Linked DNA regions of Homo sapiens: region 2 is linked to region 1. A link is an interaction called in ENCODE POLR2A ChIA-PET data of the cell type or tissue named here. Cell type or tissue: PC-9. All regions are shown on one strand. Each heading gives the region's core, and the rest is flanking DNA. Links, peaks and the distances in the headings are about the cores only. Region 1 overlaps LOC124902877 (a long non-coding RNA gene). Region 2 holds the start of LOC107984486 (a long non-coding RNA gene).

Region 1 (16,085 bases), core at 5,127-13,126:
GTATTGGATTTTGTCAAATATTTTTCCTGCATCAGTTGATGTGATCACGTGAGTTTTCTTCTTTAAATTGTTGTTATGCTTGGTTATATTACGTATCTGGAATAAATCCCACTGGGTAAAGTTGTTGGAATTGATTTGCTAATAATCAGTAGAGGTTATTCGTGTCCAAGTTTATAAGAGATATTCATCTGTGGTTTTCTTTTAGTATAGTGGCGATGTTTGGCTTGATAAACTAATACTGTCCTTCATAAAATGAGTTGGGAAGTGTTTCCTCTTCTATTTTCTGGAAGAGATTGTTTAAAATTGGAGTTATTCCTTCTTTAACTGCTTAGAAGAATTTCCCAGTGAGACTAACTGGGCATGAGGATTCTTGTTCAGGAGATTTTACATTAGGAATTTCAATTTCGGTTTTGTTAAGAGTTGTAGGATTTTGTTAATAGTTGTAGTATACCAACATCTAAAGAAGAATACTCACGTGATCACATCGATTTATGCAGGAAAAGCGTTTGACAAAATCCAAATCCTTGTCAAACTGGTCGTATTTGCTTTCCATGGGATCTGTCCTCATTTGTCAAATGAGACGTCCCCCATTTCTTTTTTTTTTTTTGAGACGGAGTCTCGCTCTGTCACCGAGGCTGGAGCGCAGTGGCGCGACCTCGGCTGGCTGCAACCTCTGCCTCCCGGGTTCACGCCATTCTCCTGCCTCAGCCTCCCGAGTAGCTGGGACTACAGGCACCCGCCACCATGCCCGACTAATTTTTTGTATTTTTAGTAGAGGCGGGGTTTCACCGTGTTAGCCAGGATGGTCTCGATCTCCTGACCTTGTGATCCGCCCGTCTCGGCCTCCCAAAGCGCTGGGATTACAGGCGTGAGCTACCGCGCCCGGCGACTTCCCCCATTTCTGAGCCGTGCATTCGGTGCTGTGCGTGTCCCTTTCAGCACTGCTTCCGGCGCATCCCACATATTTTGATAAGTTGTATGCTCACTTTCTTTCTGTTCTACGTATTCTTAAACTTTATTTAGAAACTGTCCTTGGTTCGTTTATTCTGAATTGTTGAGTTTATGAGCAGAAAGTTGGACATAGCACTCTTTTAGTATCTTTTTAATAACTGCATGATTTTTTGTAATTTTACTGTTTCGTTCCTTTTATTGGTGATGTGTCTTTGTCTTTTTATCCATAGAAGTCTTGCTGGAAGATTATCAATTTTACTGATATTTTTTGAAGAACCAGATTTGAAATTTATTAGTGTCCTCCGTTGCTTTCATGTTTTCAATTTCATTGATTGCTGCTCTTATCTTTCTTATTTCTTTCCTTCTCTTTGATTTGGGTTTATTTCATTCTTTTTTTTTCTCTAGTTTCTTATATTACTGATTTGAGACTTCTCCTCATTTTGAATGTAAGCATTTAGTGTCATAAGTTTCCTTTTCAGCATTGCTTTAGCTTTATCTCACATATTTTGGTAAGTTGTATTTCCACTTTCATTAAGTTCTATGTATGTTCTAATTTTACTTTGAGACTTCTTTGACCCATGGGTTATTTATAATTGGGTTGGTTGATTTGCACATATTTAGAGATTTTCCTGTTGTCTTTATGTTATTGATGTCAGGTTTGATTACCTTCTGGTTAGAGAAGACAATCTATACGATATCTATTACTTCATTTAGTTATGGTTTGTTTTATGATCCTGGACATTGTATATTTTGTGACTGTTTCATGGACACTTGTAAACAATGTGTATGCTGCTGTTGGGTGGAGCATTCTGCAGAGATCAGCCAGGTCTTGTTGATTGCCAGCACTGTTGAGGTCTACTGTATCCTTGTTAATATTCTGTCTAGTATTTCTAACAGTTGCTGAGAGGGAGGTGTTGGAGTCACCAACCATAATTGTGGATGTAGCTGTTTCTTCTTTCACCCCTATCAGTTTTTGCTTTGTATTTTTGAAGCACTGTTTTTGATGCATACACATTTAGAATTGTTATGACTTTCTGCTGGATTGAGTTTTTCATCACTATGAAATGTTGGGTTTTGTCTGTACTAAGTCTCTTTGCTCTGAAGTCTATTTTATTGGAAAATATAGCCACTCCTAACTACTTTCTTTAAATTAATTTTTCATGGTAATTTTTTTCATCCTTTCACTTTCAACCTACCTAGGTTATTGAATCTGAAATGAGCTCCTTGTACTCAATATATAGTTGAAGTGTGAGTGTGTGTGTGTCTCTGTGTGTGCTTTAACCTACTCCTCCCATCTCTGTCTTCGTGTTTGTGTATTTAGAGCATTTACATTTAAGGTAATCATCGATATGTTCGAGCTTAAGCCTCCCATTTTGTCATTTGTTTTCTGCTTGTTTCCTTGGGTTTTCATTCTGGTTTCTCTTTTCTTGTCTTCCTTTGAGTTACTTGAGTAAACTTCAGCATTTCATTTTGGTTTATTGATAATCTTTTTGAGTGTGTTTCTTTGTACCATTTTTATTTTGATTGCACTGGATATTTCAAGCATACATATGTGACTTATTGCAGTCTGCTGGTATCAGTGTTTTGCTATTTTAAGTGAAATGTAGGAATCTTTACCTTCCATGAGGGGAACATCACACACCGGGGACTGTTGTGGGGTGGGGAGAAGGGGGAGGGATAGCATTAGGAGATATAGCTAATGCTAAATGACGAGTTAATGGGTGCAGCACACCAACATGGCACATGTATACATATGTAACAAACCTGCCTGTTTTGCACATGTACCCTAAAACTTAAAGTATAATAATAATAATAAAAAGACAAGTAAATAGCAAATACCAATTGATTGAATGTCTGTAAATAAATAAATAAGCACATTAAAAAAAAAAGAAACCTTTACCTTCCATGATTTTTTATATTACTGTCTTGAGCATCAGATAATGTTATAATTTTGGCTTTGACCTTCAAATATTTTTATAAACCTCATGAGAAAAAGGATGCCCTACCCTTTGTACCCATATATCTGCTTTCTATGCTGTTCTTTATTTCTTTCTTTCTTTCTCTTTCTCTTTCTTTCTCTCTCTCTCTTTCTTTTCTTTCTTTCCTTAAAGTAGTTTTTTCCAATTCTGTGAAGAAAGTCATTGGTAGCTTGATGGGGATAGCATTGAATCTATAAATTGCCTTGGGAAGTATGGCCATTTTCACGATATTGATTCTTCTTATCCATGAGCATGGAATGTTCTTCCATTTGCTTGTGTCCTCTCTTATTTCGTTGAGCAGTGGTTTGTAGTTCTCCTTGAAGAGGTCCTTCACATCCCTTGTAAGTTGGATTCCTAGGTATTTTATTCTCTTTGAAGCAATTGTGAATGGGAGTTCACTCATGATTTGGCTTTCTGTTTGTCTGTTATTGGTGTATAAGAATGCTTGTGATTTTTGCACATTGATTTTGTATCCTGAGACTTTGCTGAAGTTGCTTATCAGCTTAAGGAGATTTTGGGCTGAGAAGATGGGGTTTTCTAGATATACAATCATGTCATCTGCAAACAGGGACAATTTGACTTCCTCTTTTCCTAACTGAATACCCTTTACTTCTTTCTCCTGTATGATTGCCCTGGCCAGAACTTCCAACACTATGTTGAATAGGAGCGGTGAGAGAGGGCATCCCTGTCTTGTGCCAGTTTTCAAAGGGAATGCTTCCAGTTTTTGCCCCTTCAGTATGATATTGGCTGTGGGTTTGTCATAAGTAGCTCTTATTATTTTGAGATACTTCGCATCAATACCTAATTTGTTGAGAGTTTTTAGCATGAAGAGCTGTTGAATTTTGTCAAAGGCCTTTTCTGCATCTATTGAGATAATCATGTGGTTTTTGTCTTTGGTTCTTTTTATATGTTGGATTACATTTATTGATTTGCGTATATTGAACCAGCCTTGCATCCCAGGGATGAAGCCCACTTGATCATGGTGGATAAGCTTTTTGATGTGCTGCTGGATTCAGTTTGCCAGTATTTTATTGAGGATTTTTGCATCGATGTTCATCAGGGATATTGGTCTAAAATTCTCTTTCTTTGTTGTGTCTCTGCCAGGCTTTGGTATCAGGATGATGCTGGCCTCATAACATGAGTTAGGGAGGATTCCCTCTTTTTCTGTTGATTGGAATAGTTTCAGAAGGAATGGTACCAGCTCCTCCTTGTAACTCTGGTAGAATTTGGCTGTGAATCCATCTGGTCCTGGACTTTTTTCTGTTGGTAAGCTATTAATTATTGCCTCAATTTCAGAGCCTGTTATTAGTCTAGTCAGGGATTCAACTTCTTCCTGGTTTAGTCTTGGGAGGGTGTATGTGTCCAGGAATTTATCCATTTCTTCTAGATTTTCTAGTTTATTTGCATAGAGGTGTTTATAGTATTCTCTGATGGTAGTTTGTATTTCTGTGGGATCAGTAGTGATATCCCCTTTATCATTTTTTATTGTGTCTATTTGATTCTTCTCTCTTTTCTTCTTTATTAGTCTTGCTAGCAGTCTATCAGTTCTGTTGATCTTTTCAAACAACCAGCTCCTGGATTCATTGATTTTTTGAAGGGTTTTTTTGTGTTTCTGTCTCCTTCAGTTCTGCTCTGATCTTAGCTATTTCTTGCCTTCTGCTAGCTTTTGTATGTGTTTGCTCTTGCTTCTCTAGTTCTTTTAATTGTGATGTTAGGGTGTCAATTTTAGATCTTTCCTGCTTTCTCTTGTGGGCATTTAGTGCTATAAATTTCCCTCTACACACTGCTTTAAATGTATCCCAGAGATTCTGGTATGTTGAGTCTTTGTTATCATTGGTTTCAAAGAACATCTTTATTTCTGCCTTCATTTCATTATGTACCCAGTAGTCATTTAGGAGCGAGTTGTTCAGTTTCCATGTAGTTGAGTGGTTTTGAGTGAGTTTCTTAATCCTGAGCTCTAGTTTGATTGCACTGTGGTCTGAGAGACAGTTTGTTATAATTTCTGTTATTTTACATTTGCTGAGGAGTGCTTTACTTCCAACTATGTGGTCAATTTTGAAATAAGTGGATGTGGTGCTGAGAAGAATGTATATTCTGTTGATTTGGGGTGGAGAGTTCTGTAGATATCTGTTAGGTCAGCTTGGTGCAGAGCTGAGTTCAATTCCTGAATATCTCAAGGAGTACTCTTAACGAATCACACACAGAAGATACTCAATCAATATTATAGCCTGAATAAATAAAACAGTGCCACTGAGGACATCAAGGGTCTGGAGTACTCTCAGATAACTGGTGTATTAGTTAGATATTGCTCTGTAGCAAACCACTTTGGAACTTAGGGGCTTAAAACAGTAACCTTTTATTATTTCTCAGGAGTCTGCAGGGCGGTGGGGCAGTTCTGCTGCTCTGGGCTGGATGTGACCAATCATGGCTGGCTCATGGGTGATCAGCTGATGGGTTGGCTGAGCCTGGCTCATCTTGGATGGTTTCAGCTCTCCTCCACATGTCCCTCACATCCCTCCAGTGGGCTAAGTTGGGCCTGTTCTTCATAGTAGTGATGGAGGTCCAGGAAACAAGTGAAAATGAACTTAGGCTTTTCCCAACCTCTGCTCCTGTCCCATTGGCCAAAGCAAGTCATGGCACCTAGCACAGCATCATTTTGGGAGGGCCCTACCTAAGTGACTGTTGACAAGGATGCATTAAAAATTGGGCTTATTTCTGCAATTGATCTGCCATAATTGGCAACCATGCAGATAAGTATCTTGGGACAATTCAACCAAATGACAGATGTAAGATAATTAAATTTCTGGATGTCTCCTCAATACTGTTGATTTTTTAACCAGTTTTTGGATTATTTGCCTTATCTCACCCAATTTGGCATGGCTATCAACATATGGGATAAAATGCATTCTTCTGTGTCTCTGAAGATATGTAGGAGATCTAAGCTTTCAAGATGAAAAGAAAAGAAATTGGACCACTATACCACAGTCCACAAAAATCAATTTCAGGTGTATTAGAGACCTAAATATAAAAGACAAAATTCCAAAGCTTTCAGAATTAAATATACTAGGATATCTTAATATCCTTAGGGTAGAAAAAAGCCTTTAAGAAGACACAAAACATACTACCCATATAGAAAAGCAATTTAAAAATATAACCATATCAAAATGTAGAATTTCTGTTAATCAAAAGTTACCTCAAATGAACATTTTTAAAAGCCACAATATGGGATAAAATGTTTGCAGCACATGTAATCAATGAGTGACTAGAACTAGGATACATAAGGAAATTCTGTAAATAGTGGTGGGCTGGAAAATGTTTAATAATGGCTCTCAAAACCCAAAAAAGTCCTAATTTTTAGCATTTGCTTATTTCCAAGATATAAGTACTTTCATGTGGCCAATTTCAAGTAACCAACATGAGGCCACCAAGTAGGAACTTGGGAACAGGTGGTTGTGGTTGGTTCTCATGAAGTTGGCTCTCCTGCCCCTAGTATGATGGCTCCAACAAAAAGTCAACAGGAAAAGAAAAACAACCTGGTGAGGAAATGTGGGAAACACTCCTGAAGACTTTTGAGGGCTGTCTTATCTGTGCTGCTATAAAGGAGCACCCGAGGCTGGGTGATTTATAAAGAAAGGAGGTTTGGGCTCATGTTTCTGCAGGCTGCACAAAAAGCATGGAACCCGCATCTGCTTCTGGTGAGGACTCAGGCTGCTTCCACTCATGGCAGAAGGTGAGAGGGGGGCTGGTGTGTGCAGATAACATGATGAGAGAGGAAGCAAGAGAAAAGTAATGAGTGCCAGGTTCTTCTTAACAACCAGCTCTTGGGGAAACTTACAGAGTGAGAACTCATTCACTCCCCTCCTTCACAGGGAGGGCATTCATCTATTCACAAGGGACCCACCCCCATTACCCAAACACCTCTCACTAGGCCCCACTTGTGACATTGGGGATCAAATTCCAACATGAGCTTTGGGGGACATTCAAACTATAGCAGTGGACTTAAGGCTCTTTGGGACAGATGGTACGAACTTTTCATCAAAGAGTTAGTTAATCTCCAAAAAGGTTAAAACAAGTGTCTTAGAGAATCCTTGAATAGGCAGAGATAGATAAATTTACATTTTAAAAACTTTTTATTTTAAAATGATTTCAAACTTACAGAAAAGTTGCAATAGCAATGCAGAAGGTTGGGTTCACACATATCTTTCACTCAACTTTTCCTAATATGATCAACACAGAGAATTATAACATAATCATCAAAATCAGGAGGATAACATTAGCATATTGCACAATAGTTACACTTCATAGTAAACTACTGATCTTATTTGCATTTCACTAACTTTGTCCCCAGTGTTCATTTTCTGTTCCAGGATCCAATTCAGGATCCCACATTACAGTTATTGTGTCTCTTTAATCTCTTCAAATATGTGGCCTTTCCCCATTTTAAAGAAGAAGATACAATCTATTAGAACTGATGATGTTAAAATGCAAGATAACTCTAGGGACCCAGAAATGATCTGCCTCGTTCTCTTCCTTCTTGTCTTTTTACTCATTTTATTTTCCAAGCAAAACTTAAAATTAGCTTTATTTTTGTTTGCTATCACTGAAGTAAGAAATAAGTCACAACTTTCATTTCAAAATACGCAAAACATATAGTTGTTAGTTTTAAAGGCTTGAAAGGCCTTAACCATATTTCACAATAGCCAAACACAGTCCTTGAAATATAAAATACACAACTGTAATAATCATACAATTCTATGACTGTGTAGTAAAGAATTGAACTTTGTCCTAAGCAGCTCTGACTTGTCTCTGCTTCTGGGAGATGATCTCCCATCACACCTGTTAGGATTGTCTTCATTTGCCTGGGGTCCTGGGCTCACACCGCTGGTCTAAATGTGGTTTAGGATGGGGCTGCCACACTGGATAGTCTTAGAGTGAGACCTGGTCTCCCCAGGTGGCAACGATGTGACGTGGGGTGGGGGCTTTGGGCTTTGGGCCATGTGGTGTTGGTCAACTTTGGGAGGGCAGGAGTCTGTAGGCTGAGATCAGCCAGGCTGACCATCAGTCATACCTGTGTGATGGAGGCCCAGTACACGCTCTGGACTTAACGCTACAGTGGCTTCCCAGGTTGGCACTACCCCACGTGTACTGTCACACATTGATGCTGGGAAAGTAATGTCATTCTCGTTCCGTGGGGAGGGGACAGTGGGAACTGCAATTAGTACTGTTCCCGGCCCCTGCCCTGTGCTCTTCTTCCCTTGGCTGATTTTTTAATCTAGCCATTCACTGTAGTAAACCATAGCCACAACTACAACAGCTTTCAGTGAGTTCTGTGTCTTTCTAGCAAATTATTGAACCTAAGGTGGTTTTGGGAACCCCCCAAATATGCAGCTTGTGTCAGAAGTGAAGGCAGTCTTGTGGTCTGTTCCCCTGACTTTGCTGTTGGCCTTAATTTTCCCAATGACTTTAAAAGTTGAATTTGAGACCATGAGTCTTTGCACTTGAAGATAAAAATGACTCTTCTTCCAAGAAAAACAAGAGAAGTGTTACTCGTAAAGTGTCATTTTCTATTTAGCAAATGCATTTTGATGAGTTTCTTTCTTTGTATTTCAACATGTTTCATTCATAAGAGCACAGAAAAACAGAACGGGTCAGTTTAAGACCTGAAGTTATCCCACTTGCAATGAGGGTTTATAGCAGCATAAGATTTCTTCCAAATACAGTGAAGATTAAACCCAATATAGAACCACTGTCTGGAAAGACCCTTAGTGTGACCCGTCATGCGTGTATGTGTCTAGAGTCCAGAGCTTTAGAAAATGTCTTGAATGTTTTGCCAATATCCAAGTTCTTCAGGACTAAAGAACAGCTTGGTTGACTTGTTTCTTTTAGAAAATTCTATCTTATACTAAACCCGTTTATGTAATTTCAGCGGAGGGGATGGTGGTGTATTTTGGCAATAGGGGTATCTTTCCAAAGGCTCAGCTCTGACAGATTTGTTATGAATTGATGGATCTTTTCATTATGGGAACAAGATACATCAAGTGCAGAATATTTTCCAGGCATTTGAATGTGCCTTGTGCTTATTAGGCTTCTGAAAACAGAAGTATCAGTGCTTTTTACTTAAAAAGAGAAAAGATAAACTACAGGGCAAAGGCTAAATTGATGCTTTCCCTTATCAAAGACCACTATTTTCAGAGCACTACAAAAACTGACTTTGTGAAAATGGTTTATGATGTGGCATTTTTTAAACATAATTTTTCAATTTAAAAGTTTAAATATATGACAAATATGCACATGTGAATACATTAATTTTTGTGCTTTTGTCCTCCTTGTTTCTGAAACCCTTCCAACTATTTAAAATTTTTGCAATCTATCCATCTGACAAAGGTCTAATATCCAGAATCTACGAGGAACTTAAACAAATTTACAGGAAGAAAACAAACGACCCCATCAAGAAGTAGGTGAAGAATATGAACAGACACTTCTTAAAAGAAGACATTTATGCAGCCAACAAACATATGAAAAAAAGCTCATTATCACTGGTCATTAGAGAAATGCAAATCAAAACCACAATGAGATACCATCTTATGCCAGTTAGAATGGCGATCATTAAAAAGTCTGGAAACAACAGATGCTGCAAGATGCAGAGCATCTTGGATGCAGAGAAATAGGAACGCTTTTACACTGTTGGTGGGAGTGTAAATTAGTTCAACCATTGTGGAAGACAGTGTGGCAATTCCTCAAGGATCTAGAACCAGTAATACCATTTGACCCAACAATCCCATTACTGGGTATACACCCAAAGGATTATAAATCATTCTACTATCAAGAGACATGCTCACGTATGTTTATTGCAGCACTATTCACAATAGCAAAGACTTGGAACCAACCCAAATGCCCATCAATGATAGACTGGATAAAGAAAATGTGGCACATATACACCATGGAATACTATGCAGCCATAAAAAAGAATTATTGCATGTCCTTCGCAGGGACATGGATGAAGCTGGAAACCATCATTCTCAGCAAACTAACACAGGAACAGAAAACCAAACAGTGCATATTCTCACTTATAAGTGGGAGCTGAACAATGAGAACACATGGACACGGGGAGGGGAACTTCACACACCGGGGCCTGTCAGGGGATCGGGGGAAAGGGGAGAGAGAGCATTAGGACAAATACCTAATGCATGCAGAACTTAAAGCCTAGATGAAGGGTTGATAGGTGCAGCAAACCATCATGGCACATGTATACCTATGTAACAAACCTGCACATTCTGCACATGTATCCTAGAACTTAAAGTAAAATAAAAATTTTTTAAAAAGAAGCACATAACCTCCAAAAAAAAGTTTTCAGCAATTAAAAAGTACTATAGTCTGTTAGCATTTCAAATGTTGGTAACCTTTTATTTAGGACTTTCTTGGTATTTGATTCTGAACTTGCCAGTTTATTAACTAGAATCATTCTAAAGTAAGATTTATTGCACTAGGAGCTGACATGAGTTGCTTTGAACTCATAAAGTGCCGGCCAAAAAGTATTTTCCTACATTTTTCTTAGTAATATTTTCAGAAATGTCTACAATGATACAATTTAAAGTATTTAATTGGAAAACATTTTACGTTTAAAATTCTAATATTTTAAACAAATATTAGAGAAACAAAATATTTTTTGGTAATCTTTCTACAACTAAAGAAGTTGCTATTCCAGTTTTGGGACCCTGCTGTTGGTCACATACCTGGAGGTCTTCATAGGAAGGTGTTCTCCTGGCCTCTGGTCTGTGACATCAGTGAAGAGGTACCACGAGGCAGCCATTCTCAGATACATTCACTTGGCAGAGCCCCAGATGCTCCTTGTGGGACTTTATAAAACACAGCATGCATCACACGCTGGTGGTGCCCCTGTCACATGCCCAGAGCTCACCTTGAGCTTTGGTGGACAACGTCCCTGTATGTTGAGGGCTTCCCACCTCAAGAGTTCATATTTTATAGTCATTAAAATTAATGCTGGAGAATATATAATGGTATGTGTTCGTGATACAGCATGGAGAAAAATCAGTATACAAAACCTGCGGTGTTTAAAAGTGTTTGTCCATGTGTGCGTGTGTATCATTTTTTTTAGGAAGAGACTCCAGAATATTAGCACTGCTTACATCCAAATAGTAGAATGGGGGGGATTTATCTATCTCTTTGCCAATCTATTTTTTTTTTAGTTTAGTTTTTTTTTTTTAAGCATTAACACGTAGTATTATTGTAATTCAAAACAAAAATTTTTGGAAAATGTATGGGGTCCCGGTGGATCAATAGTTTCTCCCATTTCAGATGTACACTGTTCTCCTCCCCACAGAGCTGACCCCCATGTGGGTCGGTGTGGGGAGACCCCACAGAGCTGGGGTAAAGGAGAATCACTTGCTCTCGCTCCCCTGAGCCTTACTAAAGCAGCACTTGAGGACTGTTCACAGATCAGCCCCTCCCATCAGGGTGAGGCAGGGACGGGAGGGGACCTGCTCCATCACTCCATGGTCAGGCTTGGCCCTTTAGCAGAAGGCCAAAAAGAGCTCCCCTGCTAAAGAGGGAAGGGAGGAGTCGCCAGGAGCTAGACGAGCTCCTCTGTGAGTGCTCCCAGGCACCCGGCTCCCCTCTGCAGTGCCTGTCAAAACACCCATTGCACTCATATCATCTGGTTATGTGTCTGTTTCCCTGGCTTGTTGAGGGCACGGGGCAAGCACTCAATAACTGTGGTGACAGGGACATTGTTGTGTCTCCTCATCCTGGACCTGAGGACAGGAAAGCTTTCCCTGGAGCACACTGAAGAGCCCAGTGATGTCCCCTCCCATCTCCTCTATCGGTGGAGCATCAGCTCTGCGATCACTGAAGTCTTTCAGGCTCTCGCTTCCTCTGATTCCACCTCGCAGCCAGTAAATGTCCACACCAAGGAGGATATGAAAGTACAAGACATAGCCCTGGTCCTTCCATCGAGGAAGTCAAGGAATGCATGCAGGACGACAACTAGTACTTGCAAGGCACTTCTTATGCGCCAGGTGAAATGCACATACAATTGACCATTTTAAAGTGAACAATCAGTGGCATTTTGTACATTCACAGTGTTGTGCAACCACTCCCTTTACATAGTTCCCAAACATTTTCATCAACCCAAAATGAAACCTTGCACCCATGAAGCAGCCACTTCCCATTCTCCCCTCCACTCGGCCCCTGGAAACCACCAATCTGCTTTCTGTTTCCATAGATTTACCTATTCTGGATATTTCATATAAATTGAATTACATAATATGTGACCTGTGTCTGGCTTCTTTCACTTCACATAATGCTTTTGCGGTTTAACCACATGGTGCCATGCATCAGTTCTGCATTCCTTTTTCTGGCTGCGTAATACTCCATTGTTTGTACATACCACAATTTGTTTATCCATTTATCCATCTATGGACACAATACATTTCAAGGACACTTGAAATATATTAACTCATTGAATTCTCTCCACAGAGACAGATGCAGTATTTTCCATAAATTTATAAAGTAGAAACTGAGGCACAAGTCACATGCCTAAGATCACATAGCTATTAAGCAGAATAAGGACTCCAGCCCAGATAGCCCAGTACCAAAGGTCTTCCTGGTAACCACTACTCTCTACTATCTCACAGAGAACAACCCCAAATAGCACAACATGGGGGCTAAGCTGTCTAGTGGAGCTTCAAATGCTGTGTGTTTCAGAGAATGGGGAGGTCCCTGGGCTGTCACGGAAGCTTCCTGGAGAAGCAGGATCATGTAAAATCTAACTTGGGGCAGGTCAGGGTGATGTGAGTGACCAACTCACTCAGAACACAGCCATTCATGGGTGTTCAGTAAAACTGGCTCTAGAACCAGCGATGACTTCAGCTCAAGGATCCCACAAGGGAAAGTGCTTGTCTTTCCCTGCACAGCATACAGCTCTTTCGGCAGAGTTCTGGACCCAAGCTTCTTTCAAATACGTTACAAACAGCAAAAGAAGCTGGCTGTTCCTTCTGTCTGTCTGCATCTGTCTAATGGTTTAGAGAGTGGGACATTTCCATCCTCCTTTCTCCGAGCATCCTTGAAAGCCTTCCCAAAAAGCAATGCACTTTGGAGAAATGTAATGCTGGAGAGGAAAGTGGTGTTCAGGAGAGGGGAGTCTGTTCCAGGAACTGGTACACAAGAGCTAGAGGTTGGGTGGGGTAGGGAACTTCTCAAACTAAGTTCTCGGCCTTGTTTCCAGTGTTCTTCCTGTAGATCAGGGCTGAGGACACCCTGCTGCATGCTCTTCATCCCTTCACCAGAATTCCTAAAGTCCATACTCATGGATCCTGGGAAATCAAGAAGGCCAGGGGATGCTGGCAAGCCTAGGCAAGACTGCCCGGGGCCAACCCTGCAGCCTTCATTCCCCAGGCCCACTCAGCCCAGCTGGCCAGCAAAGGCAGTCATGGCCTCCATGTCCACACATGAGAATGACCTGCAGCTGTTCTTTGTCTAGGCTGGGGTCAAGGATTCCCACTGCAGCTTGAGGGGTGAGGATAAAAGTCTACAATCCAGCTCCTAGGAAATCTTTAAAATTTAGGTCTGGGATGAGCCTGTCGGTAGTACATTAGGTAGAGAACTTTTATGAAGTTAAGGGTAAACTGGCTGGGCTGGGTCTAGAACTGGGAATGGTGCCTAGCAGCACATTTTTGAGAACATGCAGCCAGGTTTGGTATGTCATGGAGTGTGTGTGTGTGCACGCACGTGAGTGTGTGAGTGTGTGTGTGTGAGAGTGTGTGTGTGAGAGAGAGTGTATGTGAGAGATTGCATGTGTCATGTGTGAGTGTGTGATGTGTATGAGTGTGTGTGGGAGTGTGTGTGCATGTGTGAGTGTTGAATGAGTGTGTGAGTGTGAGTGTGAGTGTGAGCGTGTGAGCATGTGTGAGTGTGTGTGAGTGTGTGAGTGTGTGCATGTGTTGAATGTGTGTGTGAGTGTGTGTGAGTGAGTGAGTGTGAGAGTGTGTGTGAGAGAGAGAGTGTGTGCGTGTGTCTTTGGATACACAGACATCCTGGAGCATATGCACATTTCCTTTCTCGTTCAAATAAACCCTACAGATAACAAAGCGCTTTAACATCCGGTCTCTGCAGCCTTCCAGAGGAGGCAAGGCAAGCACTATTAAGCCCACTACAAACAAATCAGCTGAAGCCCCCCTCAGTGTCTTGCCCAGGGTCACAGGAAGAATGAGTGGCAGAGCCCCGAGCCTGTGTGCTCCCTTCTGTGCCGGGCTGCTTCTCCTGGGCATGGCTGTGCCTTGTGCATGGGACATTTCTCCTTTGATGTGCCCTGGGTGCCTTAAGCAACTTAGATATTGCTCAGGTAGGGTGAGGGGAAAATGTATTTTCAGGTTGTATTATTCAAAACAAAATAATATAGACTAAATGACTTTGAAAACATATTTATTTCTTACAATACTGGAGGTTTGAAGTCCAAGTTCAAAGTGTCAGCTAGATTGGTTCCTGGTGAGGGCTCTCCTCCTGGTTTGCAGGCAGCCACTTTCTCTTTGCATCCTCACCTGGTGGAAGAGAGAGACAGTGTTCTCTTTTCTTACCAGATCCATCATGAGGGCCCCACCCCATGACTTCATGTAACCCTAATTACCTACCAAAGGCCCATCTCCAAATACCAAACACATTGGTTGTTAAGCTTCGACAAAGGAATTTGGGGAGGACACAAACATTCGTCTACAGCATGGGTGGAAACCCATTTCTTCCTCACCGTCTGTATGGATTGCACGCTGCAGCCATCGAGACAGTGGGCATGTTCTCCTTACAACTCGATCTGACTCCCCTAGAAGAGGGGGCAGGGAAGGAGGGCAAAGCTGGGAGAGATGAAGAATATTAAGAAGAGAATAGGGTAGCCAGATTTAGCAAATAAAAATATAAAATGCCTAGTTCTGAATTTAAAATATAAAATGCCTAATTCTGAATTTCAGATAAAGAACAAATAATTTTTTAGTGTAAGTATGTCCCAAACTAAGCATGGCAAAGGACATGTTTATGCTAAAAAATTATGTATTATATAATAATAAATTATTATTATTTTCTGCAAGTCACATTAACTGGGCATCCTGTATTTTTATCTGGCAACCCTAAAAGAGAAGGGCCAAAAACTGTTGAGAAAAGTCAGTGGATTCCAGGAGGGACTATTGCTGGATTTCTGGACTGATGCTCGCTTTATAATACTTAACTGTTTTTAGCCCCTTCCCTCCCTCTCTCCCTCCCTCCCTTCCTTCTTTTCTTTCTTTCTTTCTTTCTTTCTTTCTTTCTTTCTTTCTTTCTTTCTTTCTTTCTTTCTTTCAGATAAGCTCTCACTCTCTCACTGAGGTTGGAGTGTAGTGGCACAATCTCAGCTCACTGTGGCCTCAACCTCCCAGGATCATGTGATCCTCCCACCTTAGCCTCCTGAGTAGCTGGGATTGCAGGTGTGCACTACCATGCCCAGCTAATTTGTGTATTTTTTGTAGAGATGGGGTCTCACTATGTTGTTGAGGCTGGTCTTGAACTCCTGGGCTCGAGCAATCTGCCTGTCTCAGCTTCCTAAAGTACCCAGATTACAGGCATTAACCACCACACTCAGAAACTTCTATTTTTAAAAGCCATGGTCTCTTTAGGTGTTCTCTATCACTCTAAGTCAAAACTATTCCTTAAACATACAGGGCTCGAAGTGTTGATCTCCTGGAGAGCCTGGTCACCTCCAAGCCATAGGGCTTACAGTAGGCTGTCTTCAAACAAGCAAGGAAGTAATAGGCTTTCTACCGCAACTCAGATCTAGGTTTCAGGACTCATTCTAGGGACAGCTGCAACTGCCAAGTAGACTATGAGGAAACTTTCTCAGTGTTCTAGAAAAAAAAAAATGGAGGAGAAGGTGGGGAGGGGGAAGGAGAAAGAGAGTTAAAACAAAACAAAGAGAAAGACGGAGAAAATTAATGATTATATCAGGCCTCTCCCAACTCCCTCCTCTTTCCCTGGAGCACAGGACTAAATGTTAAGAAGAGAAGGATGAGATTTCTACCATAACTGAGGAAAACTACAAAACATGAGAGTCTGAAGAGACAATAAGGAAGATAGAGGCCAATCCTGTAATTTTTCAGATGAAGAAAGTAAGGCCCAGGG
Region 2 (16,085 bases), core at 5,398-13,397, 1.1 Mb after region 1:
TACTGAGTGGGAAAGCCTAGTATTGAACCAAGTAAGTCAGCCCAAACACGGGTTCCGAGCACAATGCTAAACTGTCTCCACAGATATTACTACAATCTCATAAACTTCCCTATGACATAGGTATTATCACCCCAGTTTTGCAAATGGGGATTCAAGGTTTCGAGAGTCAGTGAATTGCCCAAGGTCATTCTGCTGAGTACGGGGCTAGGATTTGAAAGCAGATCCACTAACTCCAAGTCCATTAAACTTCCCATTACAATATAGCCACCTGGCAGAAATATTGTCTAGTATGAGATCAGATTAGAGGAAATTTTGACAGCAAAGAAGAGCAAGAAGTCTATATGAATAGGGAAGAACTTCAGGGTTTTGAATAGACATGATTTGATTAATGAAGGTAGTCTAGGTCTGGCCTCAGTCTTTCACAGGTAATTGAATCAGGGAAAGGGTAGACATGAACAGTAGATGATATTAGAGGAAGTAAGGACCTAGAAATGGGCATAGGAGAGAGGGAATGACAGAAACAAGATCAATATTTGAAGGAAAACCTGATTGTTCTAGGGGCTGAACAGCTGAGAGTGATGAAAGAGGAGATCAAATCAAAGAGGAATTTGCTTCTCTATATCTAAATAACTTCATGGACTATTGACAGGGACTGACAGTTTATATGAGCAGCTGATTTGTGGCAAAAAAAAAAAAAAAAAAAGAAGAAGGTTGTTTTTGGACATGTTGCAATCTGCTTGGCAGAACAATGACCTGCACATTCCAGAGGAAATGGCCAGTAGGCAGTCAGGGAAATGGGATTGGAGCTCAGGTAGAGAGCAGAAGCTGTCAATAGTATCTGACAAATAAGCTCTGCAAGGACCACTGAAGGGGCAGACAAGTCACATCCCAAGAAAAATAGGGTTTTTTTTTAATAATCAGAATGCGCCAGGAGTCAGCAGAGAACCAAAATGCACTATAATGAAAGAGATCAGGCCCAAGGGCAAGCCACAGGTCAAGATAAGTGGTTAGGGACAATGCAGAGATAAAAATTAAAGGGATGCAGCAGCAAATCTGATCTCATCAGTATCAAGGATAAATGACCACAGAATAATTTCCTGTCCTGTTTCTGGTATTTTGGGGTATTCCCCTATTGCAGGAGCCAAATCCACTTAACTGGATGACGCCCTCAGAATGACCCTGCAGAACAACCAGGAATCTTCCTAGCAGGGAGTACACAGTCTACATCAGCACAGGGAGAGAATGAAAGTTATCAAAAAGGGCCTCTCCACTGAATTGTACATGTAAAAATGGCTAAAATGGTAAATGACATTTATGTAGATTTTACCAAAATTTAAAAGGGAGTCTATCTCTTGAAAAGATAAACATCTACGGATTCCCCCAAAATCTCCAAAAGTTCACCTAATTACCATCTCCTGGACTTCCCCTGTTTGTTAAAGATCTTGATTTCCTTGCTTAAGTTGGTGGCTATGGTGCTAAAGGGATGAAGATACTTAAGAAACCATGGAGGCTGCAGCTACCTGGTGCCCTTGTCCCTTCCAGTCTGGGAAGGGAATGGGATAGTTGGTTGTGGTCAGTTTGCTGTGGAAACTCCTCTTCTGGCCTTTCTGCTCCCTCTGTCCTTTTTTCAGAACTTTGAGAACATGACACATTGGCCAATGCTCCACCCTCTGTGACCTCTTCTGCTTGACACAATTAAGAAAATGAGCCATAGAGCAACTCAGCCAACACCTGGAAGGGACTTACCTGAGACAGGAACCTGAGAGTCCTGTAACTTCAGTTCTTGCTCACTGCCCTGTGCATATGGCCTTAGAATCCTAGGATCCTCTTTCTGACTTTACAGAGATCACCTCCAAGCCTATATCGAATTCCTTTCCTGATCAATATATAATGTGTTCTTAGTTCAGGGGGCCTTCACAAACCAGGGCAACCCAAAGGTGCTCAGCTCCTACGCTCTTGGAAGTAGCAAGGTGGGGCTCCTCTTCATCTTGTAAGTAAGGAAACAGTGGCCCAGGATCAGTTCAATGGCTTGCCCACGGGCATATACCTGGCTAATTGCAGAAGGGGAAGGAGATGCAGGCCTTCTGATCCACTCTCCAAATCTCTGTTAGTTAGACAAAGAGATCCCAGCTGAAATATTTGGAATGCTATTTTTACTGAAGCTTTGCTTTCCCCCAGATTTAGTCTCTTTTACTGCCTTTTTCTCAAAACATATTTAAACTGCTTGGAAATGCCAATTAGGGGTCTAAAATAGAATGATAACTGCACCGATCAATTGGGGAAGCTCACTGGTTACCCACAAAACCATCACAGACCGCCTATTATGCTGTGGCTAAAACTCGGATCCATGCCTTCCCGCAGCCTCATATGGCAGAGCACCCCAGTCCCTCCTGTCGTTGCCCCATGTTGGCCTTGATGTCTGCCTCTGAAATCCTTGATTACCAACGTCAACAGGCAATTGGCCAGCTTAGGAGGGGCCTTCCAAGGCTATGGCAAGATAGAAGAATGACAGTACAGCTCATCATAAACGTATTTATCAGGCAAACTTCAGGAAAAACTGGTTTCTCAGGCTTGCCACCTGAAGCAAAATAGTTCTGGGTGAAGCTTGACATGGTGTATATCTGTGGGTCAGGTCAGCACACACACAGAAAAAGAATCTTTTTTGTTTTCTCTTTGGAGATTATCCAAACTATAAAGTTAACCAGAGAAATGAATTATCTGTTTTAGTCAAGCCTATATTTCTTTCCAATGGTCATTTTCTGGAAATGCAGGAATTCAAGTTTAGAACTTCTAAGTGATAGAGTCATATACTCATAAAATAGTAGCACTGTATGGGACCCGGAAATTGTCTAATCTAGCGTCTAATTTTGCAGATAAGAAAGCTGAAGTTTCCCATTATTAAATGAATATTGTACTTCCATGCAGGCAGAGATTGCACTCATTTCTTTACAAGCTGAAATTACACTGTTGGCTCCCATGGCACTGGCAGCCAGCCTAAATAAAACCCATAATATTTTTCATATAAACTGCTCAGCTAGATTTTCCGCATTCCAGGTTTATACATAAATTTCTTAACATTTTGTTCAGGAGTTTACATTTTCCCTTTCTAATTTTACTAGTTTAAACTCTATATGCCAGTCTATGATTTGAATTCTGGCCCGGTCTTAAGCCTTATAAGTACTTGAGAAAGGGCAAGATCATTTGCTAGTGTGCACTTTACAGTGTACCTGTCTTTATTTATTTTTGTATTTATTTACTTATTTATTATGTTTTGAGACAAGGTCTCACTGTATCACCCAGGCTGGAGTGCAGTGGCACCATCATGGCTCACTGTAGCCTCAACCTCCTGGGCTCAAGCAATCCTCCTGCCTCACCCTCCCAGGTAGCTGGGACCACAGGCACATGCCACCATGCATGTAGAAAAATTTAAATATTTCTAAAATGTTGCCCAGGCTGGTCTGAAACTCCTGGGCTCAGGTGATCCTCCCACCTCAGCCTCTCTCCCAAAGTGCTGGCATGACAGGCATGAGCCACAGTGCCCGGCTCCCCTACAACTTCACTTCTTGCTCACTGCCCTGTGTGTATGCCCTTACAGTCCTAGGATCCTCCTTCTGACTTTACAGAGATCACTTCCAAGTCTATATCCAATTCCTTTCCTGATCAATATATAACATGTTCTTAGGTCAGGGGGCCTCCACAAAGCAGGACAACCCAAAGGTGCTCCTGCACTTAGCTATTAGGACAATAGCTAAGTTGTCCTAAATAAAATGCTATTTATGAAAAGCATTTAACTTAGGTTTCCCCCACCTAGTTTTGTCCTAATTTAATTCCTCAAGGAGGTTTGGTAACTTTTCCTCCCTTCTTACATGAAGGAGCTCTAAAAGGGGTCTTTCCTCTATAAGGGAGAAGAAACTTTCGTAGCTTGTCTCCTACCAGAAGTAGAAGTGACTGGAGTAATGTGGTAAAAGGCTACCCTCTAAACTCCAGAGTCAGAAGAACCCTTTCTTTTTTTTTTTTTTTTGAGACACAGCCTTGCTATGAGGCCCAGTCTGGAGTGCAATGATGCTATCTCGGCACTCACTGCAACCTCTGCCTCCCAGGTTCAAGCAATTCTTCTGCCCCAGGCTCCTGAGTAGCTGGGACTACAGGCACACACCACCAGGCCCAGCTAATTTTTTTGTATTTTTAGTAGAGATAGGGTTTCACCATATTGGCCAGACTGGTCTCAAACTCATGACCTCAAGTGATCCACCTGCCTCGGCTTTCCAAAGTGCTGGGAATACAGGTGTGACCCACCACGCCCAGCCAAGAATCCTTTCTTATGTCCATGTTGATGTATAGGTTAGTAGTTTATCTTCCATCAGTTATGAAAACTGCAGGAGTCAAGAAATTTAGGAGTAGGGAGGAAAGAAAGGAAAGATTTCCTAATCTCTTCATACTCAAAAGGATATGTGCTATATGAAAAAGGAGAATTGAGTGAAATATCTGTGATTACTTTATATATTGTAAGTAGCCTAGAAACCTAAGAATTATACCTGACTTCTTCCTTCCCTTCACCCCCCATATCTAATAACAAGAATCACTAACACTTATCAAGTACTTACTGTGTGCCAGGTACTGTGCTGAGCATTTTATAAGCCTGATTAATTGAATCCTCAAAACAATTAGGATTTTAAGATGAGAAGATTGGCACTTTTAAGAGGTTACATTACTTGCTTGAACTCATATATCAAAGATTGATGGAGCCAGATTACCACCCAAATTATTGTGACTCCAGAGCCCAAAAGCTTACCCACAATAAATATTGTCCTCTAGGAGAGCCATCAGACCATGATACAGGTTTGTCCCTTATGAGACATAGAAGGAAGAATGAAAGGAAGTTCAAGAGGGAGAAAGATGCTGGGTAGAAGGAAGGACAAAGGAAGGTTGGTGGGTTGTGCGGCAGGAAGGTTAGGTGGAGGGTTGGTGGGTTGTGTGGAAGGAAGGTTAGGTGGAGGGTTGGTGGGTTGTGCGGCAGGAAGGTTAGGTGGAGGGTTGGTGGGTTGTGGGGAAGGAAGGTTACCTGGAGGGTTGGTGGGTTGTGTGGAAGGAAGGTTAGGAGGAAGGTTGGTGGGTTTCGTGGAAGGAAGGTTAGGAGGAAGGTTAGTGGGTTGTGCGGAAGGAAGGTTAGGTGGAGGGTTGGTGGGTTGTGTGGAAGGTTGGTGGGTTGTGTGGAAGGAAGTTTAGGAGGAAGGTTGGTGGGTTGTGTGGAAGGAAGGTTAGCTGGAAGGTTGGTGGGTTGTGTGGAAAGAAAGTTAGGTGGAGGGTTGGTGGGTTGTGCAGAAGGAAGGTTAGGTGGAGGGTTGGTGGGTTGTGCGGCAGGAAGGTTAGGTGGAGGGTTGGTGGGTTGTGGGGAAGGAAGGTTAGGTGGAAGGTTGGTGGGTTGTGTGGAAGGAAGCTTAGGTGGAGGGTTGGTGGGTTGTGTGGAAGGTTGGTGGGTTGTGTGGAAGGAAGGTTAGGAGGAAGGTTGGTGGGTTATGTGGAAGGAAGGTTAGGAGAAAGGTTGGTGGGTTGTGCAGAAGGAAGGTTAGGTGGAGGGTTGGTGGGTTGTGTGGAAGGTTGGTGGGTTGTGTGGAAGGAAGGTTAGGAGGAAGGTTGGTGGGTTGTGTGAAAGGAAGGTTAGGTGGAACGTTGGTGGGTTGTGTGGGAGGAAGGTTAGGAGGAAGGTTGGTGGGTTGTGCGGAAGGAAGGTTAGGTGGAGGTTTGGTGGGTTGTGTGGAAGGTTGGTGGGTTGTGTGGAAGGAAGGTTAGGAGGAAGGTTGGTGGGTTGTATGGAAGGAAGGTTAGGAGGAAGATTGGTGGGTTGTGTGGAAGGAAGTTTGGTGGAAGGTTGGTGGGTTGTGTGGAAGGAAGGTTAGGAGGAAGGTTGGTGGGTTGTGTGGAAGGAAGGTTAGGAGGAAGGTTGGTGGGTTGTGTGGAAGGAAGGTTAGGTGGAGGGTTGGTGGGTTGTGTGGAAGGAAGGTTAGGTGGAGGGTTGGTGGGTTGTGTGGAAGGAAGGTTAGGTGGAGGGTTGGTGGGTTGTGTGGAAGGAAGGTTAGGTGGAGGGTTGGTGGGTTGTGTGGAAGGAAGGTTAGGTGGAGGGTTGGTGGGTTGTGTGGAAGGAAGTTTGGGTGGAGGAATCTTAGACTGCTGTGCAGTATTAAGAAAGTTCAGCAAGGACAATGTAACATCTTGGAGCTAAAGTTGCCCATTAGAGGGGTCCCACATTCCCCAGGAATGGGCCTGCCTTAATATTCCTGTTGCACTCAGTCATGGAGTAGCCTTCGAGAAGCATGAGCTGAGCAGGAAGCCGTGATGGATTTCAGAATGTAGAAGTTGGGGCTGTAAGTCAATTATGAGGTGCATTTCTTTGGTAACATCTTACATCACACTGTCTTTTCAAGCAAATCTTTTAGCTTTGTCTTCAACAAATGTCTCCACCTACTGCCCTAGTTCAAGCCTCTGTCACCATTCACCTAGACAATTCCAAAAAATGTTTTGTTTCCCTACTTCTAGTCCTAATACCCTTACAATGATTTCCCACAATGCTATAAGGATGAACTTTATGATACATAAATGCAACTGTGTCATAATTCGGCTTAAGAATCTAGGTGGATGCCAGGCCGGGTGACTCACGCCTGTAGTCCCAGCACTTTGGGAGGCCAAGGTAGGCAGATTGCCTGAGATCAGGAGTTCAAGACCAGCCTGGCTAACATGGTGAAACCCCATCTCTAGTAAAAATACGAAAATGGCCGGGTGCGGTGGCTCATGCTTGTAATCCCAGCACTTTGGGAGGCCGAGGCGGATGGATCACGAGGTCAGGAGATCGAGACCATCCTGGCTAACACAGTGAAACCCCGTCTCTACTAAAAATACAAAAAATTAGCTGGGCATGGCGGCATGCGCCTGTAGTCCCAGCTACTTGGGAGGCTGAAGCAGGAGAATGGCGTGAACCTGGGAGGCAGAGCTTGCAGTGAGCGGAGATCGTGCCACTGCACTCCAGCCTGGGCGACAGAGCAAGACCCCATCTCAAAAAAAAAAAAAAATTAGCTGGGCATGGTGGCACACACCTGTATTCCCAGCTACTCAGGAGGCTGAGACAGGAGAATGGCTTCAACCTGGGAGGAGGAGCTTGCAGTGAGCCAAGATCACACCACTGCACTCCAGCCTGGGCAACAGAGTGAAATTCCATCTCAGAAAAAAAGAAGCTAGGTGGAGATGTCTTTTTGTCAATTGATAATGGGTACAATGATCCTTTAGCATATATATGACAACAATCTCACCAGCTTTCATTAACAAAGCTAATTTCAAAATTGCCTCATATTCTTTTTGGTAAGGTCATCATTATATTTATATATGGAGCTATCCCAGTTACCATATGTCATTTATCTGCTTAAAAACCTACAAATATTTACTAGGATAACACCTAAGCTTTTGATCACAGTAAACTAGGACTCCCAGGACCCAGCCACTTTCTACTTCTCCTGTATTATCCCTGCTACTCCTTTCCTGGCATTTAATACTCCAAAAATACAGTACCAAACTGTCTGTAGCTTCTGCTGTGCTGTACACATCATCTTCATGTCTTTGTTTATACTATTCCCTCTACTGGGACTGCCATTGTCTCTTTTCCTCCTCCCCTCCTTTCTGTGCCTATTTGAATGTCATTTTAGATTCAGCTCAGCTACCACCAGCTTTCCAAGACTCCAATACACCAACTCAAAGATCATTTAGTCCAAGCTCTGTCCCAATTCAGGAATCCTATGGAAACCGTTCAGGCAGAAGGTAATCCAAGGAAGAGCTCACAGTATCACAAGGCAACTAGCTGTATCTTTGGACTGTGCTCATGGTCACATAAAGCAATGACAGCCACTTCCCATTGTGTTTTATCAGGGAGTCTATCAGTTCCTGTTTCTCCATCTTTTCTGGGTGCAGTGGTTAGAATAATATACTCACTTGAAGCTTTAAGATGAACGGAGAGTTAGAAGTTGGGAGGCTGACTGAGAAATTCTCTTGGCAAATCCTATAGAGGTGGACCAAGTGTGGTGGCTCACACATGTAATCCCAGCACTTTGGGAGGCTGAGGTAGGTAGATTGCATGAGGTCAGGAGTTTGAGACCAGCCTGGCCAACAATGGTGAAACCTCGTCTCTACTAAAAAAAATAAAAATAAAAAAATAAAAAATTAGCTGGGTATGGTGGCGCGTGCCTGTAATCCCAGCTACTTGGGAGGCTGAGGCACAAGAGTCACTTGAAACTGGGAGGCAGAGGTTGCAGTGAGTGCAGATCGCACCACTGCACTCCAGCCAGGGCAATAGACTGAGGCTCTGTCTCAAAAGAAAAGAAAAGAAATCCTATAGAGGTGATCTCCTGCTTTGAACCTTCAGATCTTGGGTGGGGACAGAAGTGGGGAAGGTGAGGATGAGGAAGGACAGAGCTTGTCAACAAGCCATTGGTCATGTCCTTCTGCTTGTAATGTCTGAACTTTCTAGCTTTTCATTTCTAAATTCCCTGCCTATGACTCACAGATGTTTCAAGGGGCCTTCAGAATGCCTGTGGACTTTAGTAGGTGAGAGCCATGGGCAGAGGAAAGATGTAGTAGATGACAAATCACGTGAGGGTTAGAATTTGGCCACGGTGACTGCAGTTGCTAAGATTCTAAATGTTTCCTTAGTGCTTTTTGGTAAATCTCTCTTCTCCCAAGATCGAAAAGTTGCATCTAGAACTAGATATATAGATGGAAGTTACCTAATATGGAGGAAAAAATAGTGAACAAAGGCTAATTTGGGAATCCTAAACTCAATTGGGATTGTGGAATGAAAAGCATGATGAATATGAGTTTTCTTTATCCACATCTAAAGCAAGCATCATTTTCCCAATTTTGAGTAGGTACTGCCTGCTTTTATGCATTTTAGAGGGTTCAGTGTGGTGGCCGAGTAAGCACTGGGACACTGTCAAGTAGTTTCAGTCAAAAGTTCATTTTGGGGAAGCATAAAAAGGACTCGTAATATGTATGAAAAAATAAGTAAAATAAATATGAATAATTATGAATAAAAATTTCACCACTAGCAATGTTATTCACGCTGCAATCATGGAAATAAAAACAACAATAAAAAATACTGAGCATTAAGAATCACTAAATTATCTTACCAGCCATCATGACTCTGTACAAACAGAGCATACAATTAAATTTTTCACTGGAACTTGAGTATTGATCATCTGGGAATATAAACATGAGAGAAAGATAATAAAAGGAAACTAGTGGCTGCAGCGGCTCACGCCTGTAATCCCAGCACTTTGGGAAGCAGAGCTGGGAGGATCACTTGATCCCAGCCTGGGCAACATAGAGAGACCCTGTGTCTCTTTAAAAAAAAAAAAAAAAGGAAATTAGTTTCATTGTATTTTAAAATTTGTTCTAAAGCTACATTAATTGAAACAGTTGGAGGCCGGGCACAGTGGTTCACGCCTGTAATCCCAGCACTTTGGGAGGCCAAGGCGGGCGGATCATGAGGTCGGGAGATCGAGACCATCCTGGCCAACATGGTGAAACCCCGTCTCTACTAAAACTACAAAAAATTAGCCGGGCGTGGTGGCGGGCACCTGTAGTCCCAGCTACTCGGGAGGCTGAGGCAGGACAATGGCGTGAACCCGGGAGGCGGAGCTTGCAGTGAGCTGAGACCGCACCACTGCACTCCAGCCTGGGCGACAGAGCGAGACTCTGTCAAAAAAAAAAAAAAAAAAAAGAAACAGTTGGTATAGTGCAGAAATAGACAGATCAATGGAAAAAGCTCAAAAGTGGACCCACATGCAAACAAAATTAGTTTACAATAAAAGGAGCATTCCAAATCAGTAGGAAAAATATTCAATAAATGTTGTTGGTATAAGTGATTAGTCTTTTAGAAAAAATGAAAATGCATCCATATTTTTCTCTGCACATCAAAAATAAATCCCAGAACTAAGACTTAAATATAAAAATGAAAAAACCAAAGTACTAGAATAAAATAATGAATTTTTAAATAATCTTGCATGGAGAAGGCTTTTTCTTAGTATGAAAACTTGGCAATATTTGTCTATAAAATCCAGAAGTTGTCATAAAGAAAAGATTAATAAATATGACTACTTAAAAATGAAAACTTCTGAATAAAAAAATACAATCAACAAAGTCAAAGACAATTGACAATCTGGGAGAAAAGTGGGCAACACGTATTATCTATATATGTTCTCATTCCTTTAGTATAGATGAAGCCTTTAGAAATCTGTAAGGTAGGCTGGGTGCAGTGGGTCATGCCTGGGGTAATTCCAGCACTGAGGGAGGCCAAGGCAGGCGAATCAACTTGAGGTCTGGGGTTCAAGACCAGCCTGGCCAACATGGTGAAACCTGGTCTCTATTAAAAATACAAAAAGTAGTCAGGCGTGGTGATGGCACACACCTGTAATCCCAGCTACCCTGGTGGCCAAGGCATGAGAATCACTTGAGCCTGGGAGGCAGAGGTTGCAATGAGCCAAGATCATGCCACTGCACTCCTGCCTGGGCCACAGAGCTAGACTCTGTCTGAAAAAAAAAAGAAAGAAATCTGTAAGGTAAAGCCAACCACCTATAAAAGAATGAGCAAAGGAGGCCGGACACGGTGGCTCATGCCTGTAATCCCAGCACTTTGGGAGGCTGAGGCGGGTGGATCACCTGAGTCAAGAGTTCAAGACCAGTCTGGCCAACATGGAGAAACACCGTTAGAGACTAAAAACACAAAATTAGCTGGGCGTGGTGGTGCATGCCTGTAATCCCAGCTACTTGGGAGGCTGAGGGAGGAGAATCACCTGAACCTGGGAGGCGGAGGTCGCGGTGAGGTGAGATCGTGCCATTGCACTCCAGCCTGGGCAACAAAAGCTGGAAACTCCATTTCAGAAAAAAAGAATGAGCAGAGGACATGAACTGGTACTTCTCAGAAAAAGAAATATGAATGCACCCAATGCACACATAAAAAGAATACTCAACTTCGCTGCTAATTCAAATAATGCAAATTAAAATAGCAGTAAGATGGCAATTTTTAACCAGTCAAATTGGCAAAGCTTTAAAAGTTTAATAACAAAACATGTTGGCTGGCAAGCAGGGAAACACATTACCAATGGAAGTATACGTATTTATAATGCTTTTGGAGAAAATTTGGCAATATTTCTTTTAAGGAAATTTCCTTTTAATTCTCAGCAAGGCAAGTTACTTCTATACAGAAGCGTGTGCCCTTACAGATGGAACAATGAGGACTGCACATCTGGACAAGGGAGGGGAAGGGGTTCTTATCCCAGAAGCACTTGGCCCCTGCTGCTGTGTCGTTCCCCTATTGGCTAGGGTTAGACTGCACAGGCTAAACTAATTCCGATTGGCTAATTTAAAGAGAATGATGGGGTGAGTGCTTTGGCGGGAGTCAGGGCAGAGCAGGTAGCAGGTAATTGGAATGAGTTAGGGTGGAGCAGGTGATCAGAATGAGTTAGGGTGGAGCAGGTGATCAGAATGAGTGGAGAGAATGAGTTAGGGTGGAGCAGGTGATCAGAATGAGTGGAGAGAATGAGTTAGGGTGGAGCAGGTGATCAGACTGAGTGAAGAGAATGAGTTAGGGTGGAGCAGGTGATCAGAATGAGTTAGGGTGGAGCAGGTGATCAGAATGAGTTAGGGTGGAGTAGGTGATCAGAATGAGTTAGGGTGGAGCAGGTGATCAGAATGAGTTAGGGTGGAGTAGGTGATCAGAATGAGTTAGGATGGAGCAGGTGATCAGAATGAGTTAGGGTGGAGCAGGTGATCAGAATGAGTTAGGGTGGAGCAGGTGATCAGAATGAGTTAGGGTGGAGTAGGTAATCGAAAAAGGTTGCTTTACGAGGAAGTTTAGTTTAAAAGTAGAAGGCAAAGAATTGAACATACTGCCTTTTTGTCTCTGTCTCTTCCTCTCTCTCTCTGCCTCTCTTTCTCTCTCTCTTTGACTCCTTCTTTTTCTGTCTCTTCCTTTCCCTCACTGCCTCTCTGCCTCTCCTCTCTCTCCTCTAGGGTAGGGACTTGCACGAGTGGAGCTACTCTCTCTTCCCCTGAGAAGGAAGGAAAGGGGGTGGGGTTGTGTCAGGTTCAATCCTTGAAATTAGTGGAAGGCCCAACCCCTCAACACTAGGGATGTCTCGCCTTGAAATTTGGCAATATTTCTAAAAAATTCAAGTGCAACATATACACCACGGAATACTATGCAGCCATAAAAAAGGATGAGTTCATGTCCTTTGTAGGGACATGAATGAAGCTGGAAACCATCATTCTGAACAAACTATCTCAAGGACAGAAAGCCAAACACTGAATGTTTTCACTCATAGGTGGGAACTGAACAATGAAAACACTTGGACACAGGATGGGGAACATCACACACTGGGGCCTGTCATGGGGTAGGGGGAGGGGAGAGGGATAGTGTTAGGAGATATACCTAATGTAAATGACGAGTTAATGGGTGCAGCACACCAACATGGCACATGTATACATATGTAACAAACCTGCACGTTGTGCACACGTCCCCTAGAACTTAAAGTATAATAAAAAAAATTCAAGTGCAAATACTTTTAATCTAGAGGTTCCTCTTCTAGGAATCTGTTCTACATATAAATTCACACAAGAACAGAAATATGTATAATAAAGGTTGTATATTTCTGCATTAACCAGTAAAAATAAAAAGTAAAACAAAGTAAATTATGAAAGGAAGGAAAGAAAAGCAACAATGAAGGATGAAAATAGTGCTCTATACTGTGATATGGAATAATGTCCAACATATAGTTAATTGAAAAAATGTAGAACAGTGTGCATGATATAATACCATTTGTATAAAAATGAAACGGAGATACCTATACTCCTTGTAGTGCATAGAAACTTTTTAGAAGGATATACAGTGGTTAACTCTGGAGCGTGCATCAGAGAGATGGGGAAAATGTTTTTATTTTTTATCTTATGGCCTTTTTTTATTGTTTGGATGTTTTACCGTGGCCATGTATTACTTTTGAAATAAGCTACATTTTTAATTTTTGCAAATGAAAAAGATAATTCCATCTGGTTCAGGAAAAGTGTCTGTAGAGAACATGGAAGGTGTTTTTTTCATTTTGCCACCTTTCTTTTTTTGAGAGGGTCTTACTCTGTCACCCAGGCTGGAGTGCAGTGGTGCTGTTATAGCTCACTGCAGCCTTGAACCCCTGGTCTCAAGTGATTCTCCCACCTCAGCCTCCTGAGTAGCTAGGACTACAGGCATACTCTACCACAGATGGCTAATTTTTAAGTTATTTTTTAAGAGACAGGGTTGCTATGTTACCCAGACTGGTCTCGAAATCCTAGGCTCAAGCAACCCTCCTGTGTTGGCCTCCCAAAGTGTAGGGATTACAGGCTTGAACCACTGTGGCCAGCCCACCTTTCTTTACTTCTCTTTTTTTTTTTTTTTTATTGAGACAGAGTCTCACTCTGTTACCCAGGCTGGAGTGCAGTGGCACAATCTCGGCTCACTGCAATCTCCACTTCCCAGGTTCAAGCCCTTCTCCTAGCTCAGCCTCCCAAGTAGCTGGGATTACAGGCATGCACCACCACACCCGGCTAATTATTTTTTATTATTTTTTATTTTTAGTAGAGACGGGGTTTCACTATGTTGGCCAGGTTGTTCTCGAACTCCTGACCTCAAGTGATCCGCACCCCCTCAGCCTCCCAAAGTGATGGGATTACAGGCACGAGCCACCATGCCCAACAGCCCATGTTTCTCAAATAATATTTATTCAACTCTATTGAGTAAGTGATAGGAGTCTAAATTCAATCTCACTGTTTATCATTCTATTTGCCCATCCATCAGTTCTTGGTAATATGTGTTAATAGGCATGGCCTGGGAAAACGAAGTGCACTGAGAATTTTTAGTCTAACTGCTGTGTGTCCATTACAGGTATCACTCATCTTGCAAAATGGATATTGTTCAGCAAAATTAAAAGGCTTCTCTAGAGTAAAATCCATGTCTTACTAACATTTCAGAAGTTAATGTTCTTTCCCAGATACAATAGATTGGATTAAAATTTTGATTGAAGAAGGGATTAAGATAATTTCTGGAACATATATTGGGCATTGCCATGTAGCTGCACTACGTATTTATGGGGACATCCCAAGGGTTCCTTTGTCACTTGTTGCATGTATGTGACAGAAAGAATCTGGAAGGCAATGAAGTCAGGACACTTGGCCTGTGATCCTCCAGTCCCACCTCCATCTGACCAAGGGTGAGACACTTTTAAAGAGTTTTTGTTCGGTCATCAGATATCGGGAAGTGTTACTATATGGCAGGCCCTTACACTCAGTTATATTCAGTTCTGTATGCCATACCACCATATAGTATATATTATGAGTATGGTATAATCTAGTGTAATAAAATGTTAATAAATAAATAAAATAGTAAAATAAGAGGTATAGAGAGCTGCCAACTGCGTGTGAACAAGCCAAGTTCTCTCAGATTTGTCACTCTCCTGCTTAAACCTTCAGTAGCTCCCCAGTACCTTCAAATTAAGTCCACATCCTAAGCTTGGCATTCAAGGTGCTTCGTCATCTATCACCTGTCCACTTCTTTGGCCTCAGCTCTTGACACTGCTCTCATCTCTTGAGATGCCTGTGTTACACTCAAATCTAATTATTTGCAGTTCCCCCCCATTATTTCACAGAACTATGACTTTGCAAATGTTTCTTTACCTGCCTGCTTGGAAAAACATGTACTCAGTGTTTGAGACCTGGCTCAGAAATCAGCCTTTCTGTAAAGGCTTGCCCTGGTTCCTCTCTATATTTTCTGAATAACTTTATTATCACACTTAACAAACTATATTGAAGTTATTCATTTACATTCTTAAGGAAGTTTGGAAATGAAATGTAAAATAAATCCCCATTAGTGTATAAGCTCCTTGAGGGCAGAGGCCCTATCTAGTTAATCTTTGTATTTCTAGTATATAGCACACTGCCTGCTCAACACACTTTGTAAATGAATGCATAGATAAAAGAATGAATTTGTTATACTATAGCTGAAGGATTTCTTTGTAGTTTGACATTTCTTAATATAGTGACAAATGCAGTAAAACCTGCATCTCTCCTGGATTCCATGTTATCTCTACCTCTGCCCTACAGGCACTACTCATAGCATTACAGTGAAGTTCCTGTAACAATTCATTTATTTTAAAACATACTAAATCAGCAAGCATATATCATTTATATCTTGACAGTGTACTTTAAAGCAGATGCTTCAGTTTTTCTTCCTTCACATAGCTAGCATCTCTCCAGACAAGCTTAGATAGCAACCTGTTTTCTTTGGCAAATTGATTAATGGGGACATTACTCATATGCCTGGTTGCATGACATTTCCAATAACATTGTCATTTTGTTTATGGAGTGGTGGGTAAAAATATCCAGGAATTTACTACCAGTGGAGGAACCACCTGTTTGCTGGAAACATTAAAGAGGAAAAACTGGAGAGGCAGCTCTCTTGGAGAATGCTGAAAAAGGTCTAATTCCAGCACGAGCCTGCCCCACAACAAACCACCTCCCAGGGGCACCTGTGGAAACAGGAGAACAGCCTTGCCGTGCATCTTAGCACTTTGGCTGGGGACTGAACTGCCTTGCGGGGACCTGGCAAAACTGCAGAGGTAGCTTTTCTCATGCCTGAAGGGTAGCAAAGGGGGTTGGGGAGAGCTGCCCAGCACTGTGTCAGTGGCAAGGAGTGGATTTAGGAGTAGGAAAAAGGGAGAAAACCATGAATGAGTGGAGGGTTCGGAAGTGGCAGGGCGTGGTGGAGGCACACTGGGGAGTAGGCAGGGACCCAACTGTATGACAGAAAATTGGGCAGGTGTAATCAGCCTACACCTTCCACCTCATCTCAAAGACCTCACAGCATAGGGGGAGGAGTGGGCGACCATGAAGAGAAGTTATGATCTCGTCCTCTGGAAGCCATGGGCAGGAAGGTTACAAGCACGTATTTGGGCCTCACCTGCAGCAGCAAGAACAGAGCAGGTGAACAGGCACGTTCCATGCTGAGTGGGAAAGGGAAACAC

What was found. ChIA-PET counts read pairs that join two places held together with the same protein. Peaks named below come from ENCODE experiments on the same cell type or tissue, not always from the same donor. Only the 100,000 strongest peaks of a DNase experiment are listed, where the experiment ranks them.
Region 2: POLR2A ChIA-PET joins it to region 1 with 5 read pairs; 2 of 35 experiments call an interaction of 5 or more read pairs at or near these places.

What each region holds. Positions count from the first base shown.
Region 1 is chr12:11,527,042-11,543,126 of GRCh38, forward strand. LOC124902877 (a long non-coding RNA gene) reads right to left here. Exons shown (of 3, transcript XR_007063210.1): 3 at 14,353-14,485. Among named protein-coding and RNA genes, the nearest start is that of LINC01252, 13 kb to the right of the region's middle. In PC-9, for the core only: no CTCF peak of the experiment used is centred there; no DNase peak of the experiment used is centred there.
Region 2 is chr12:12,584,555-12,600,639 of GRCh38, forward strand. LOC107984486 (a long non-coding RNA gene) reads right to left here and starts at 2,404. Exons shown (of 3, transcript XR_001749010.1): 1 at 1,747-2,404. RefSeq lists enhancers at 503-1,004, 15,863-16,085 and a silencer at 12,058-12,292. In PC-9, for the core only: no CTCF peak of the experiment used is centred there; DNase peaks (open chromatin) are centred at 6,577 and 8,557; H3K27ac peaks cover 425 bases.